Regions from separate parts of the Homo sapiens genome. Here region 2 is linked to region 1. A link is a loop called in an ENCODE intact Hi-C map of the cell type or tissue named here. Cell type or tissue: dorsolateral prefrontal cortex. All regions are shown on one strand. Links, peaks and the distances in the headings refer to the core of each region. The heading gives the core; the rest is flanking DNA.

Region 1 (8,350 bases), core at 259-8,258:
AATCAATGCTTAAAGTTTTCATGAACATCACTTTCTACAGAAAATAGTTTCCCTAGAGGGTTCTAAAACGATACTTTTTAGAACAATAAACAATGGCTTTGTCATTTCTTGTAGTAGTGTTTATGTAGTATTTCCACTGGAGACTGAATGTCATAGTCATCAATACAAAATTTGCAAGAAGTTTCCTAGAGAACTCATAAACCATTTGACAAAAATCAGTATCAAGTCAAGAGAGAAATATTCTGGTCATTTCTTTTTAGGTATGTTTCTTTTATTTTATTAGATACTTAATTCTCTTGCATGAATTTTTTTGGATAGTACGCGATAGGATTCCCATACACATCCCGTAGAAGATATATTGCTTAGGACCATGCAATTTAGATGTTTGTTATAATTTTTTTCAGATTACATTTTTTGTTCCAGAGAAGTAAAGGGAAGAAATGAAGACCAGCAGGTTGCATACAACACAGAAAAGATCTGATGAAAATTCTACTATGGCCTGTTTATTTAGAAACAGATTGGCCGGATAATGCTAATACTAATCACTGTCGTGGCTAAAATTTATTAAACACTCTCTCTGCTATGCATTTCAACATACACCCCTAAGAGGTTGGTACTAAATTTTCCATTTTAAAGATACGGAAAAAGATACATGATAAGTTTAAGTAACCTGTTCAGCTAGTAAGTGGCAGAGCTAGGTTACAAACCCAGGTGATCTTATTCCAGATCAGAAGATCTGGACCAAAAGAATTGGAAACAAGTCTGTCCTTCGTCTACTGTAACTCTTATTGAATATCATATGGGGATGATAAGTTAATAAACAAGTAGGCAAAATTATACTTATGTTGTGAACTGTGTGGACTTAAGGATTCGGTAGACTGGACTGTCACTTATATGATTAGAAATTTGGGTGGGACAATTAAGTTTACTCCCTTGAGACTAAGGATCTTCCATTATAAAACAGAATGGACTAGATTATGTAATCTCTAAAGTACTTTGTCACTAGTTCAAAAATACTCCAAAGGACTCTGGAGGCCAAGGTGGGAGGATTACTTGAGGCCAGGAGATGGAAACCGTGTCTCTAAAAACGTTAGCTGGGCATGGTGGCTCGTGCATGTAGTCCTACATTATGTAAACTCCAAAGTTCTTTCTTGCTAGCTCAAAAGTATTTCAAAGGACTCAGGAGGCTGAGGCAGAAGGATTGCCTGAGCCCAGGGTTCAAGGCTTCAGTGAGCTGTGATTGTGCCACTGCGCTCCAGCCTAGGCATCAGAGCAAGGCCCTATCTCTGGAAAAAAACAAAAAACAAACGAACAAAACACGCCAGAGCAAAATGTCTTAGTGTTCAATCATTCTTTACACTTGTTTTATTTATTTTTAATTTTTATTTTTTGTGGGTACATAGTAAGTGTTTATGTTTATGGGGTATATGGGATATTTCAATAAAGGCATACAGTGTGTAATAATCACATCAGGGTAAATGGAGTATCCATCACCTCAAGCATTTATCCTTTGTGTTACAAACAATCCAGTCATACTCTTGTAGTTATTTTTAAACGTACAATTACATTATTCTTTATGCCTGTTTAAGATGCATTCTGAATGCGTAGAACTAAAGTCATTCTTTGATACAGCAGTGTGAAATAGGAACTATAAAGAGTCGCTCTTATAGATGGAATGTGCTTCTGTGTTCTCTGTTTAGAAACACAGGAATAAAAATTTGGAATCTCTTCTGTTTGGATCTCACATGGTAGACCAAATGCCAGAAGGATAAATTAAATATTACTTAGTAGGGGGCAAGGACAATATAGATAATTTGTTCTAGTAAAACAGTCTTTACTTCTCTTTCATGAAGTGGGCAAAGAGATGAGTGTCACAGAACATGAATGGGGACAGCTACAGCAAAAGGTCAGATTTATCCTGTGAGAGAATCTTCCATGTGTTGGGCACCAGTGGAGCCACATTTTTATAAATGGAACCACGCGAATTTAAAATAGAGAGCAACTTAAATATATCAAAATACTTTTACTTTATATATAACATTTGAATAAAAAAATCTCTCAAGCAAAAATATAGTTAGAATTTTGTAATTTGAAAACTGGTGAGTCAAGTCCACTGGAAGCTAGCTGGCTTTACCCTTCACATGGTGAAACCACTTTAGCTGGTCAAAAGAAATAACCAACGAAATTATGGAGTTGGCAAAAAGATCAGTAGTTGCCAAGGGTTTTGGGGAGGAGGGATAAATAGGTGGAGCACTGAGGATTTTTAGGGCAATGAAACTACTCTGTATAATACTACAGCAGTGAATTTATGTAATTATACATTTGTCCAAACTCATAGAATGTACAACGCCAAGGGTGAACCCTAGTATAAACTACGGACTCTGGTGATAATGATGTTATCAACGTAGGTTTATTAATTATAACAAAGGCACCACTCTGGGCAGGGTGGTGTTGATAGTGGGGGAGGGTATGCAAGTGTAGTGGCAGAGGATATACAGGAAATCTCTGTACCTTTATCTCAATTTTACTCTGAACCTAAAATTGCTCTAAAAAATAAAGTCTTAAAAAATACCCATCTTGCTGCCCCATGATTGGTTCTGATTTGTTTGACATTGTCCCGACCACATCCCCCTTTCATAAAGTAGCAGTCTTATGTCTCATTTAATCACAACAGGAGCCTCTGACCATGTCTAGGCATTTTCCTATAAATATAACATGACATTGTTTCCATGTAACAGTAAAAATATTAGAGTCTGTAAAGAAAAATGTGTTTGAACTTATATGTGATGTCATGAAGTTTATGTGTGTAGATATTAACAGGCAGAACTGTTTCTTTTGAGTCTTCTGTAAGACCTCATTTAGCTTTCAAATAAGTACCTCGAAAGCCAAAAATCTTACAGATGAAAAATGAGCTATGATGTGGATTATTTTTTAGACATAATGGTGAAGAAGCATGTTCATGATCACATAAAAGTGTTGGTAAGAAAGAAATTCTGTAACAAAATTACTGTATAGTTCAATCTATCAGAAACTATTCTTTGAAGGATGTCATTTATCAAAGTACAGATGCTGCTCTAAAAACTACATTGGCCTTTAAACATCACTAATTAGAAAGGAAGTAGAGCTTCAATTTGCAATTTTTTTAATCTTCAATACTATTGACATCAAAAAAATCATTCAGAATGCTCATAAAAATTGCTTTCCATGTTTCTTATGACTAAAAAGATTTTTTCTGAAATGAATTAATCCTCATTCCCTGACACATTTGCCAGCATTCTGAGATGAAAAGAAAAAAACATTATTATGCACCCTTCCTGAGAGAGCAGTAGGGGCAGGAGCTGAGTTCAAAATTATTCATTTCTGCTTCAAATCTTTCTTGAAATCTTTTCCGTGGCTGTGATGTGCAAGAAATAGCTGGAGAATTTTTATCTCCACCCCCTCAAGTAACACAAATCATCTGCTCCCCCTTTTACAAACATGAAAGAGGAAAACTGTCCATGATGATTTGCAGAGAGTGGGTGTGTGTGAGATCTGCTATTTCCATGGCTGGTTCAGAAGCTGATGTCACGATTACTTCCTACACAGCAATGTGGGAAACCACATTAGCAGCAGGAATCCCAGTTGGCAGAATTGCCAATTGTACCTGATAAATAGACAGTTATTTGGAGGAGGAATCCTCTGGACACCTTAGAAAAGTCAGTCAACATTTCATTTAGAAATTAGAAGCTCCTAGAATGGGATGATGTATTTCAAAATCTTTAAGAAGTACAGTGTGGTACAACAATAAATGATTATTTTTATAGTGTTTGTCATCATCATTATTACATTACTATAGCTGTATGCAAGTCTTTCAATAGACACATAAATGTTTCTCCCAAAGCAAGGGTTTTGGTGATCAGGAATGAAACTTAATATAAAAACTAAATTAAATTGAACTTTTTAGAAATTGCCTTGAGAAAACCTGGGGTGGGAAATAAGGACTTGAAACTAGACTGGAAGATAATCTTGGATTCCGAGGGGACCCAAGATGATTGGGAGCATGACTTTGGCAGGAAGTCATTTTAACATCATGGCATTGAGACATAAATGCCCACCTGAAATAGCTGGTAATATGGGGACTGAAGTACTCATGTTAGTGTGACAGCAGCAGGGTCACTGGATTGAATAACTCCAGGGGGCACCATTCATCCATTCCTTTATTCCAGGAAGTGTTATGGAATACAAGGTATTACACAGAAGCAGCAATTTGGAAAGACCATCTTGAGAGATTCTTCATAAAAACAGAACCCCAGTCTATAAGGTACACATTGAGATCAGTGTCACTCTGTCCATGCTCTCATCCCACTTCTGTGTAGATGTCTTCTCCCATTTGCTATTGTGTTAAGACATCAGAATGGATCTTCCAAGGTGCTAATCTCTCTCCACCCCTGCAGAGGCTTATTGTTTCTTCTGAGAAAGTTGGCTGGTTATCCTGATGCAGCCAATTGATCTGTTGTAATAATAAATGCCCACTAAATTCAATTGCCAGGTTATCATTTATGGGTTTCAGTTCCTGCTCCATGGTTCTCTTGGAGGTCTAGGACTGAGCAAGACCTGAACTTGGTAGTTACCCATGTTCCAAATATAGTGTCTCTCAAACTTTGTCTTGACTGAACATTCCTTTGTTCAAAGAAATACTTACAGAGATGCCCAGTAAATGAAATAGAGAAGCTATGAATGCTGACTTTGGGAGCCTTTCCTGCTCATTGTCAATACCCACATGTTGACTTCACTTGTTCCACAGCAGCCACTGCGGGAATTCCATTAACTATCTAGAACTCTTTCATAGCCAGTGCTAATAACACTACTTAAACAAAAGCTGTTTCATTGTCTTTAACTGAATTTCTTGGGGTCTATTATCAACATTATTTGGAAATGTTCCCTTCTCCACTCTAGAAATGAGCTGTGTTTCTAACTGATAATTTAAAACTAGCACTCCATCTCCATCAACTTAGAAATTAAATAAATTATTAAAAAAAATAAAATTAGCACTGCAGTATTTATCTGTACCTACGGAACTGTATTATTCAGGATCCTTTGGTTGCAGAAAACCCAACTCATTCTGACCTAAAGAGGCTCTATTGGCTTAGAGGTAGACATAGATTGAAAGACTTAGAGGTGGCTCTGGATTCAAGCACAGCTTGCCTTCAGAGGGAAGAGAATATGCAAGATTCTATCTCTCTTTCTCACTCTTTTCCTGTTATTCACCTCAATTTAACTGATATTGGCTTTATTTATGGGCAGGCTTTCTTCACGTGATAGTCCCTAAGAAGTCTTTCCTGTGATTTTCTTTCCAAGTAATACCTACAGAATTTTTGTAACTATGATTCATTTGACCAGTTGTTTTTTAATTAATAGACTTTATTTTTTAGAGCCCTTTTAGGTTTATCAAAAAATTGAGCAGTGAATACTGACAGTTCCCAAAGATTCTCAACCCCTCCATACACAGTTTTCCCTATTAACATCTTGCATTGATGTGGTACGTTTATTACAGCTGATGAACCAGTATTGATATAGCATTATAAACTAAAGTCCATAGTTTATATTAGAGTTCACCTTCTGTGTTGTAGAGTTTGTAAGTGTTTTGACAAATATGTAATGTCATTTATTCACCATTACAGTATCGTACAGAATACTGTTCTAAAATTTCTGTCCTCCACCTATTCAGCATTTCCTCCCTCCTGCCAAACTCCTGGCCACTAGTGATATTTTTACTGTCTCTCGAGTTTTCCTTTTTCCTGAATGTCATATAGTTGGAATCATACAATGTTTCATCTTCACAGATTGGCTTCTTTCACCTAGCAATATGTACTTAAAGTTCCTTTCCGTGTGGCTTGAGGGCTTGCTCACTTGTTTTTATCACTGGGTGTTATTGTGTTGCATGGATATACCACAGTTTGTTTTCTCATTCACCTATCGAAGGATATCCTGAATGCTTCCGAGTTTGGGCAATTACGAATAAGTCACTGGAAATGCTTGTGTGCAGGTTTGTGTGGACATAAGTTTTCAAATCATTTGGAGAAGTACCAACAAGAGTAATTGCTGGATCATATGGTAATACTATGTTTAGCTTCCTAAGGATCTGCAAGACTGTCTCCAAAAATGGCCATACCTTTTTTCATTTCTATCTAAATGAATGAGTTGCTCTTACTCCACATCCTGGCCAGCATTTGTCCTTTTCAGTGTTTGGGATTGTACCGTTCTAATAGTGGTATCTCATTGTTGTTTTAATTTGCAATACCCTAATGAGACTGGACTGGTTTTAGTTGGTGTCCATTCTTGAATCAAGCTCTGTAGTCTAGGGGATGGAATATAGCGATCAATCAGTTATGCATCTTGGGCTTTTTATTTAAGCCCAGGCCAAAAGGATAGTTTGTGATTTACAGATAACAAATTCACAACTGAAAAGTGATTCACAGTTAAGAAAGACAAGTGGATGCCATACTGATAATACATCAGGAATTCACAAAATAAATACATAAACAAAACCTTCTGACAAAATGTAATATTAGAGTGTTCATATTTATATCATTCTCAGGTGAAAACCACATGGTGTCTTTCAAGGGTCAAGGAAAGAGGTGGTGTACATATGAAGTGTGGGAGTTGCAACAAGTGGTAGTGGGAAGGCTGGGCTCCATTTCAACAATTTTTTAAAAAGTAGAATAAAATACATTTGTTTTCAGTATTAATTCTCCATTGTACACATTGATTCATGAGTATGTATAACTTCTCTCTGTATAAAACATATCACACAGTGTAAATGAAATAAACAATCCACTAGAGGTCTTTTACAATTTAAATTAAGCTATTATTCAATGTAATTACTAGTCTGAACGTTTTGAAGTTTTTCAAAATAAGAACTGTGGAGGTTGTTTATTCTACAAGATAGTTCATTGCACAATTATGAATGATCAGCAAAACTCTGTGAGTTGATGATCATAGGGTATGTTTTAGTTGAGAACATATTTTTGGCAATGAATACACAATGCCTATTAATTAAATCAAAGAGATATTTTATATATGTTGATTCAATAAATGTTCTTTTGAAAAGAATACATTGGCCAAGTAATAGGTAGCCACTCTAAATGCAATTGGTAAATTTGAATCTTACAGCAGGAAAGGAAGTATGGGTTAAATGTTCGTAAATATTGGCACAAATTAGTGATGTTACTTGGGGAGAGAAGAAGAGAGTTGGCGTAAACATTTCACAGTTTTATAATGGTATTTGTCCAATGATTGATTTAGTCTTGTGATTGATCATTAGCAAAAGTGTAAACCATATGGCAACTGACATTTATAAATGTGCTTTTATCAGTCAGTTTTACCCATTGAGAACAGCAATTTAAAGATTCAACACTTTGTAAGTATATTAACAGTATTCTGGAGAATTTATTGAGTAATAGTGTTGGAAAGATTCTGTGTAGAATCTTTATAGAATCATGAAAGAATAGTATTGGAAAAGAATTTAAACTGGTGATAGACTATGTTTACTTCATTCAAAAACCTGTGTTTATTTCATCCAAAGTTCTGATAATGTCAGAAGTTAGTGATTTCTGGAAATGCACTGGAAATAAATAAAAGAAAATGAGAAAAATGTACTTCATTCTTAGAGGATATGAATTTTAAATACCATGTGAAAAAATAGATCTGACCAAAATCAAATGGCCACAAAGTGAATGGGTTTGCTAAAGAGAGGAAAATCCTAAATATTTATACAAATTTCATCAGTCTCTGCCTTTGTTTTCTAATTTCTATACATTATTATATAGAGAAATTTTTCTAATGTATTACATTTATAGAATTTTAGAAAGTAACTGATGTAGCTACCAGTCCCACTAAAACTAGCAATAGTAGCTGTAGGTTTAATCAGTCGGCCTTTGTGTTTAAAATGAGACAAATTATTTTTGCCACCGTAACAGCAAATATAAGACAAAGTACAACATTCTCTGATTATAAATTGGAGAACTTGGTTAGAAGTTCACTCCTGCTTATCAGTTGACTTAGGATATCATTTAACTATGATTTAAGTTATCATTTAACTGTCAACTTTTAATAATGTTATGACAAAGTACATTTTCACTTTGATAACAATTGCTATTGTCATAATCATCTTCATCATCATCCACATTTTATTTCCATGATACTTCAAAATAGTCAAGTGTCACACTGCCCAAGAGAAGTATATCAAACATGGTGCCATATTTTGGTCAAAAATTGTTTTGAGGTCTGAATTTACAGAAGGAGAAATAAGAGAAGAATCTGGATTGAAATAAATCATTTTATAGATGTAACCTATTAAACACGCATTAAT
Region 2 (8,350 bases), core at 191-8,190, 1.0 Mb before region 1:
TTCTAAAAGCAGAGAAGCACTGAGAACTCTAATATGCATGAAAAAATTCATACTTAGTGAAAATTGAGTATCACTGTATTTGGAATTTAGGGAAGGAGACACAGAAAGGTGATAGAAGAGAGATACACCCTCATCTACCAAATAGGAAGTCAAAAGGCCATGCCTAAAATAAATTCATTTAAAGTCAGCAATTTACATAGAAGTTTAAGATCTGTAAATTTCAGAGGAACTAATTAAGAATATTTGAAGTTATTGCATCTGGTGACGAGTTGGGGGTTAATAGGGAAATGTTAGACAACTTTGCTACTTCTTACATGTCTGTTAATACTGTTTGACTTTTAAAACTGTGTATATATATTACTTTGAAAAAATAAAGAAGTTTAAACATTTCCAATAAAGGACGGGTGCGGTGGATCATGCCTGTAATCCCAGCACTTTGGGAGGCCGAGGCAGGCAGATCACGAGGTCAGGAGATCGAGACCATCCTGGCTAACAAGGTGAAACCCCGTCTCTACTAAAAATACAAAAATTAGCCAGGCATGGTGGCAGGCGCCTGTAGTTCCAGCTACTCGGGAGCTGAGGCAGGAGAATGGCATGAACCCGGGAGTCGGAGCTTGCAGTGAGCTGAGATTGCGCCACTGCAGGGCCACTGCACTCCAGCCTGGGCAACGGAGCAAGACTTCGTCTCAAAAAAAAAAAAAAATGTCCAATAAGTTTTACTGATTTTAGTCTTTTACATATGAAAAGAATTATTGGAAGTAGAAGGCATCTAGGAGAATAACAGGGGCAACATCTGTCCTTTGATAGATGAGAAACCTACGACATGATATAGCTGTGTGTAGCAGTGGAGTTCTCCAAACACAGTCACTGTCAAGACTGTGGTTCTTTGCATGTCTAAATTAGTTTCTGCTCCAAATGAAGTCTCAACCATCCTTGTAAAAATGTAAGAATGTGGTCATGGCAATTCAACATGAATGCAATGCTGACTTCTTGGCATTGTGTCAAAAATGGTAAATTAAACATATTAAAAACAAGGCAGGCAGTGTTGTCTCAGTGATTAGCCATGGTAACTGTTAGGAATTAGACTGAAATCTGGATGCAGGAGAGGAAAAGTGTTTATGTATTTCAATGAGAGGGAAAGTGGAACACACTGTGTATAGGCTGAATTGAAAGAATACTAATGGGAGTGACAGTAATGAGATTATATGTATTATAAGCACTGACAATTATACTCTCATTACTAAAATACACAAAGGGAATGAACACAATTATGTAGCAGATACCATGGGACAATGAACTTATTATACCCATTTGCAGTGTAGTCTATAAAAGTTTGCTGCTATAGTTTATGCTTTATGGGAGCAAAATCAAGTGTTTCCCCTCTTATACCTTTATAAGGTGGGCTCCTTATATGACACTCCATTGCCACTGGTTCCATTACAAAAGGGTTATGGCCAAAGCACACTTTATCTATGAGGACCAGCACTTCGTCTAACGTGATGTGTTTCTCCAGCATTGCAGAATCTAGCAGTGCCGATTAATTCCAGGATGCCGGATCAGCATTGGATGACCTTCCAGAGATAATGCCCAAATATGTTGGAGATGGGGGGAAGGGCAGTGCATACCAGACTGTGCTAATTTATTTTCATTGAAATGATTTACTGCAATACATTGGTTCACAATAATAAACAAAAGTAGAAAAGTTGTTACGAAGCACTTACTATATGATAGTTATTATGTAAGCACTTTATGTATAGTATTTATAATTGATACATTTAGAACTAGAAAATAGATTATTCATTTGGAACTGTGACCATCAGGAAAATATTTCTGTTCACTTCATGCAAGATATGGCTTAATATATATGAAAATGGGATCTAATTAAAGAGCTTCTGCACAGCAAAAGAAACTGTCGTTAGAGCGAACAGGCAACCTACAGAATTGGAGAAAATTTTTGCAATCTATCCATCTGACAAAGGGCTAATATCCAGAATCTACAAAGAATGCAAACAAATTTACAAGAAAAAAACAACCCCATCAAAAAATGGGTGAAGGATATGAACAGACACTTCTCAAAAGAAGACATTAACGCAGCCAACAAACATATGAAAAAATGCTCATCATCACTGGTCATTAGAGAAATGCAAATCAAAACCACAATGAGATACTATCTCATGCCAGTTAGAATGGTGATCATTAAAAATTCAGGAAACAACAGACGCTGGAGAGGATGTGGAGAAATAGAAATGCTTTTACATTGTTGGCGCAAGTATGAATTAGTTCAAACATTGTGGAAGACAGTGTGGCCATTCCTCAAGGATCTAGAACCAGAAATACCATTTGACCCAGCAATCCCATTACTGGATATATAGCCAAAGGATTATAAATCATTCCACTATAAAGAAACATGCACACATATGTTTTCTTCCTATAAACTGGAGTAGGTATGATTTTGGGGAGCAGCAGTAATTTGGGATCATAGAGAAGGTGAAAAATCAAGTCATTTTGGGTCAGAAGTGATATGCGTCCTGGTTACTGCGTTTGTCCCTCTAAAGCAGCTATCTCTGCCTTGATTTAGGCCCCTGTGAATGGGATCACCCAGGCTTTCTTGCCATCTGGTTTCCGATGGGAAGCACTGGCAGAAGATTGGAAGGCAGGAGGAGAGAGAGGTTGGGATATGCTGCTTTAATAGACATTATAAGACCTTCCAGGTCTATAGTTTCCCTGAGGAGACAGTCTCCATGGTTGCGTCCCTCACTGGATTTTAGTAACATTATTTCCTCCCCTTGTTAAGGTCACCCAGTGACTTCCCAGTCTCAGCCCTGGGAGCTCTTCTAGTTTTTGTGTAGCTCATTATCTTTCGTTTTTTTTCCTTTAGCCGTGGCCATAATTCTCTGTTGTCTTTTCCTTAAAATCTTTCATTTGAGCCATCTGTATTGCATGTTTTTCCTTATGGGACTCTGATTTATGCAACATATATGATTTAAAGTAAAGAGCATGGTTTTCTTGTCTGTCTCAGTCTTGGCTTGTATGATGGTGTCTAGAGTGGCACACCCAAATTGTGAACCATAGCAAACCTCAGAATGGCTTTCTGGGATAACCACTTAAAAAGAAGATCTCTTGGGGTGTATAAATTCTGGTATGTCTGTTACGGTTTTTATTTATTTTTTAAAATTTATTGTAACTCTTCACATTTAGTAAAAAACTTAAAGAATACCTTGTGTAATATTTGATTTAGAAAATGGTTTTCTGTATCTGGACACAAAATGTGTCCCCCATAAGTTCATGTGTTGGAAACTTAATCCCTCTGCCTGCATGAATGGATTGATGTTGCTATCACTGGAGTGGGTTTGTTACTGAAGTAGTGGCTTTGTTATAAGAGCAAGTGCTCTCTTGCTCTCTGGCTCTTGCCCCCTGGCCATGTGATGATTTCTTCTATGTTATGACACAGCAAGAAGGCCCTCACAAGATGCTGGTGAAACACTGTTGGACCTTCCAGCCTCCAGAACAGTAAACTAAATAAACTTCTTTACTTTATACATTATTAAGTCTGTGTTATTCTGTCATAGCAACAGAAAACAGACTAAGACAAATGGCATGGCACATTTTGTAATGGAAACCATATTAGACAAAGAATAGAGGCCCGAATTTCATTTCTTGCTGTCTGATGTTAGGCTAGCCCCATGAGCTCTCTGGTCCCCTTTGCTTCCTTTTTTAAATCTGTGAAAGGAGACACTGGGTTGTTTTCCTAGTCCTATGTTTTTGTGATGTTGCACTTTTGTCTCTAGTGTAAGAATGTTTATATTCACATGTTTGGGTGTTGTTTGTCTTTGCTTTATATTTACAGGCTGTTTTTTTAGGTCTAGGTAGCAAGTCTCTCATGCAGGAATAAAAAGAGAAGCTGACCAGCCTAGCAGAGCATCATATACTATGAATCCTCTGAAGGTTGTGACAGGAACTCATAGCATATATGGACATTCCCTTATTTTGCAGGCCTTTGGGGAAGTATTTAAATCACATAGCATTCAGTGCCTCTGGTAGCTGCAGATGGGATACCAAAACAAGTTCCACTGGAAGCACGTGGCTCATTTTCAACCGTGTTCAGCATTGAAGACAATCTGTTCCTCTTCTCTGCCTGCTCAGTTCCCCCTCCAGGCTCCAGGCTCCAGGCTCCCCTCCCTCCCTCTGCAGTTATTTCCCAGGCACGACTAGAGGGAGCTCCAGACTAAATTGCTTTGTACTCTTGCATCTATGTATGTGTCAGATGAGATCAGATTCAAACCAGTTTCCATTCTCTACAGTGCTGATTCAAATCAAATCAAAATATCTGTTCCTTGGGAAATGATTGGAAGTACACTTACATGACTGTGTCCCCTAATGGTCCTGTCATCCAGTCCCGAGGGCAAGGATACAAGGGGAGTTGATGAATCAGAATTACTTTCCCGATGAATCTTTTCCTGTGCCTCTGCTTCCAGGTTGGTCTACGAGACATCTCAAAATCAAGAAGGGGAACATGGGTCTTACCTGGAATTCTGACTTTCTCCAGTCTTTGTCTTTCAAACTGTATAAAACTGTAGGAATTCCTCATGTTCTCTGTCATTTTGCTACCTAGTAAAGGAAAATTGTCTTTGAGGAATTTCTACTCAAAACCATGAAACTATAGATTTTTGTTTGTCAGTGCTGGACACTTTAACGTCCTCTTTATCTATCTTTGTGCTTTATTTTGCTACAATCTCCTTAAGCAATAATATTTTTTCTTTTTAGAAAATTGAAGTAATTGAGCTATGTTGGGTTCTTCTGAAATCCACAGGGTGTCTCTCTTTCTCTGGAAGAAAAAAAAACAAAAAAAAAAAAAGAGAAGGTTTACCTAAACCTTGTTCTCTTTCCTTTATTCTATTTTCACACAAATAGCGTATTTATTTATTTATTCATTTTTTTTTACACACACCTTTTTAGATACTAAGAAAACTTTGGTACGAAATCTCTTCTTACAATAGTCAGTCGAGACAAAACGTTAGTTTGTTTTCCCCTGATCTTTTGAGATCATTTTCCAGGGAATGCACAGGAATAAATGCACAGGAATAAATGCACAGGAATAAATGCACAGGAATAAATGCACAGGAATAAATGCACAGGAATAAATGCACAGGAATAAATGCACAGGAATAAATGCACAGGAATAAATGCACAGGAATAAATGCACAGGAATAAATGTTGGCTTTGTTTGAGGACCTTTGTTCCTTCTCTCATACAGGGATGATGTCTCTTCCATGAATGAGGGGAAAGGTGTTTTTTAGCATTTTCTCTTGTCTCTACCACAAACCAGCTTGTTCTTTTTTTTTTTTTTAATTAATTTATTTATTTTTGAGACGGAGTCTCACTCTGTCGCCCAGGCTGGAGTGCAGTGGCGCGATCTCGGCTCACCGCCAGCTCCGCCTCCCGGGTTCACGCCATTCTCCTGCCTCAGCCTCCTGAGTAGCTGGGACTACACAAACCAGCTTGTTCTTAAAGAAAACAGAAGATGAAAGGGAAACAAGGCCAAGTAACATCTCTGCAGAGTTCCTCTGCTGTCTCATTCGCTGGGCAGGCTCATTCCTGATAGGTTCGCATGCTCACTAGTGTCCCATCCCATCACCTGGAGAAAATTTAAAAAATAAAAGAGAAAATGAAAGGATCATTCTTTTTGGTCATGGCCACTGGGATGACAAGTGAAATGCACAGAAACTATGTGTCCCTGCTGAGCAGGACAGTGAAATGTCTTGGAACAGAGATGGTTGGCAGGGGTCTGCCCAGGTGACAGCACTAGACAAGAGGACCAGGATACATATTACTTGACTGTTCATATAAATGTAATATAATCATATGAAGTGGGGATTTAGGAGAAAATAAAATACTTTCCTTGCACCTAATGCTAAGGATGATGTTTGCTATCAATAGGTGCATCAAGACTGGACAGCAGGAATCATGCTGGACAGTAACCCTGCACCTGGTTTCTACCCTCAGAAATTTTCTATCCTTTCTGGAGTGAGTTAAGAAAAGAGTTACTTTGCTGGTTCTCATTTGGACAGCTGTTTGTTTGTCTGCCCAGTATCCAATCTCCTTTTTAATGTTAAGGGGGAAACACTTTACGTTTTGAGAGGACTGTCAGTCAGGGTGCCCTCCCTCTCCTGGACAAGGAGTAAACATGCAAACCAAGCTCTGTTCGGAGTTTGATCCCTGAAGAGTAACTCAAAGAAAGAAGATAATTGATCTTGATTCTTCCTACTGGCTGACTGCGAAGGGAGTGTCCAGTGTACCTGATTTTCCTGAACTGCCTTGCGTCAGAGCCTTTCCAAAGCTTGGTTCTGACATTCTGTTGGACTCTACGACCTACTAAAAATCCTTTCAATAACTTAAATGGCCCCAAGTTAATTTTTGTGGCTTACTTTCCCTTTCCCCCAAGGATTAACTGCTCTATTCATCTTTTTAAACATTTCTTTAGCCCACCTTACATATTGCTTTCTAAACAATCCTACTCCATTGCTGAGACATCCTTGTTAAAAATCGTCAATGCTTTCAGTTCCGCACTGGTCTGTGTCTGAATTCTTCAGCTGGACTTCTTATACTTTTCAAAAGCTATCTCTACTTTCCTTCAAATTAGAAAGGAGGAGTCAAATGATATAGGCAGTCATTAGAATGGGAACTGGAGAAATAACATTGGGGAACTGGCAATGGGTGTCTCAGTGTTTTTCCTCTAAAAATGTGGATGCAAAAGTAAATAAGATGTAAGACCCTTTCTCTTACGTTCTATGCTTCAAATCTTGTCCCATCTTGATTTTTCCTATTGACATGCAATGGGAATATAGCAACTTGGGGCAGAGAGGAACATATATATCTGGCTGCCAGTCTTTGGGCCTCTGCACAGCAAAAATTTTAGTCTATGAAAATCTGAGTGTCAAATCAGTGTCTGTGCAGGGAAAGCACAACCATTGCCCGTAAGTACTAGTCATTCTACCATTTGACAATCTTTGGATATGTTCGAGCTTGCTGTCCCAACACTACATTCATCATCTCTCAGTGATTTTGCTCAGATGTTCCTAACTTCAAGTTTTATGCCTTTCTGTGCTTTCTTCATCCACATATTGTATGCTCTCCCTCTCCATTGGTTTGAGACCTGTTCTGGGAGTTAGTTGGTCCAATGGAAGAGGCCAGGAGAGATCTATTGCTTGCTTGGATGAAAAGGTGGTTTAAGTGTTTGTGACTTTCGTTGTTGAACTAGAAACACCATTCTTCAAGGGAAAGTAAGTGATCATGTTTCAGTGTCTAACTTTGGCATCTTTTTCTAATGGCTCAATGTCAAGTTCATGCTAAAGTCTTTGCTTTCTGGGTTTTATTTTATTAAATCTTACCACATTTTTTTTTTCTTTGTGGTCCATTAAACTATCATTCCTGGACCTGGGAAATCATTTAAAATTATCTGTGCAGTAAGAGAGTAAAAATGCATCAGTTGGATTTGAGCTATTTTCATGAGAAATCTGTCAGTCACAGTGATGGACAGGAAGTATATTTCTTCCAAATAAATTTCTCCCTCACTTTCACCTTGTGCTTTTCATTTGTTTCAGCCTTCTGATGGCTGGCAGGAACTTCAGTTTTTATATAGGAATGGCTCTGTGTTGGGTGCAAAAATTCCTCTTTCTCATTCTCTTTTCCATGTAAAAACATTGAAATTTATTATTTTTCTGTTGTCAAATTGCATGATCTATTAACTGAAAATATGAGTACTGATTTTTCTTCCCTGAGGTGCTTGTGGATAAAGTGTAGTTTACACTTGAGGTTATGTTAACAGAGCTTGCTGCCAACTGACCTCTCCATTCAATGCAAAGTTAGGCATGCAATGAGGAAAGATTTACTCATCCTTTCCAGTAGGTCATTTGGGTTGAGTCATCCATTCATTATTTTTCATTCTTTAAACAAATATCTACTGAGTGTCTACCATATGTCAGACACTGCAGTAGGCATTGGGTATATGACTGGTGAACATAATAAGGATCAGTTTCTACCTTCTTTGAACTCGATGGGAGAATATTAAATAATCACATATTAGTTATTTATTGGTATATAAAAATTATGCCCAAACTTACCAGCTTAAAACAACGAACATCTATTATCATTCAGTTTCTGAGGGTCACGAAACTGGGCATAGCTTAGCTGAGTGGTTTTGATTCAGAGATTATTTTGAGAATGTAATCAAGCTGTAGGCCAGGGCTGCAGTTTCTGAAAACTTGACTAGGATTAGATTATGCACTTCCAAGCTCACGCATGTGGTGGCTGGCAGGAAGCTTAAGTCCCTCACCATGTGTGTCTCTCCATG

Evidence for each region. Hi-C counts contacts between places; a loop is a spot of excess contacts. Peaks named below come from ENCODE experiments on the same cell type or tissue, not always from the same donor. Only the 100,000 strongest peaks of a DNase experiment are listed, where the experiment ranks them.
Region 2: it touches region 1 in a loop (8-fold over the local background); 5 of 110 quality-filtered maps call a loop at or near these places.

Annotation. Positions count from the first base shown.
Region 1 is chr3:6,782,387-6,790,736 of GRCh38, forward strand. All of the region lies in intron 2 of GRM7-AS3 (GRM7 antisense RNA 3), which reads right to left. LOC105376943 (a long non-coding RNA gene) reads left to right here. Exons shown (of 3, transcript XR_940580.3): 3 at 405-1,869. Among named protein-coding and RNA genes, the nearest start is that of GRM7-AS3, 19 kb to the right of the region's middle. In dorsolateral prefrontal cortex, for the core only: no CTCF peak of the experiment used is centred there; no DNase peak of the experiment used is centred there.
Region 2 is chr3:5,783,862-5,792,211 of GRCh38, forward strand. No RefSeq gene overlaps it. Among named protein-coding and RNA genes, the nearest start is that of MIR4790, 540 kb to the left of the region's middle. In dorsolateral prefrontal cortex, for the core only: CTCF peaks have their summits at 4,174 (motif pointing left) and 4,380; a DNase peak (open chromatin) is centred at 4,140; H3K4me3 peaks cover 696 bases; H3K27ac peaks cover 726 bases.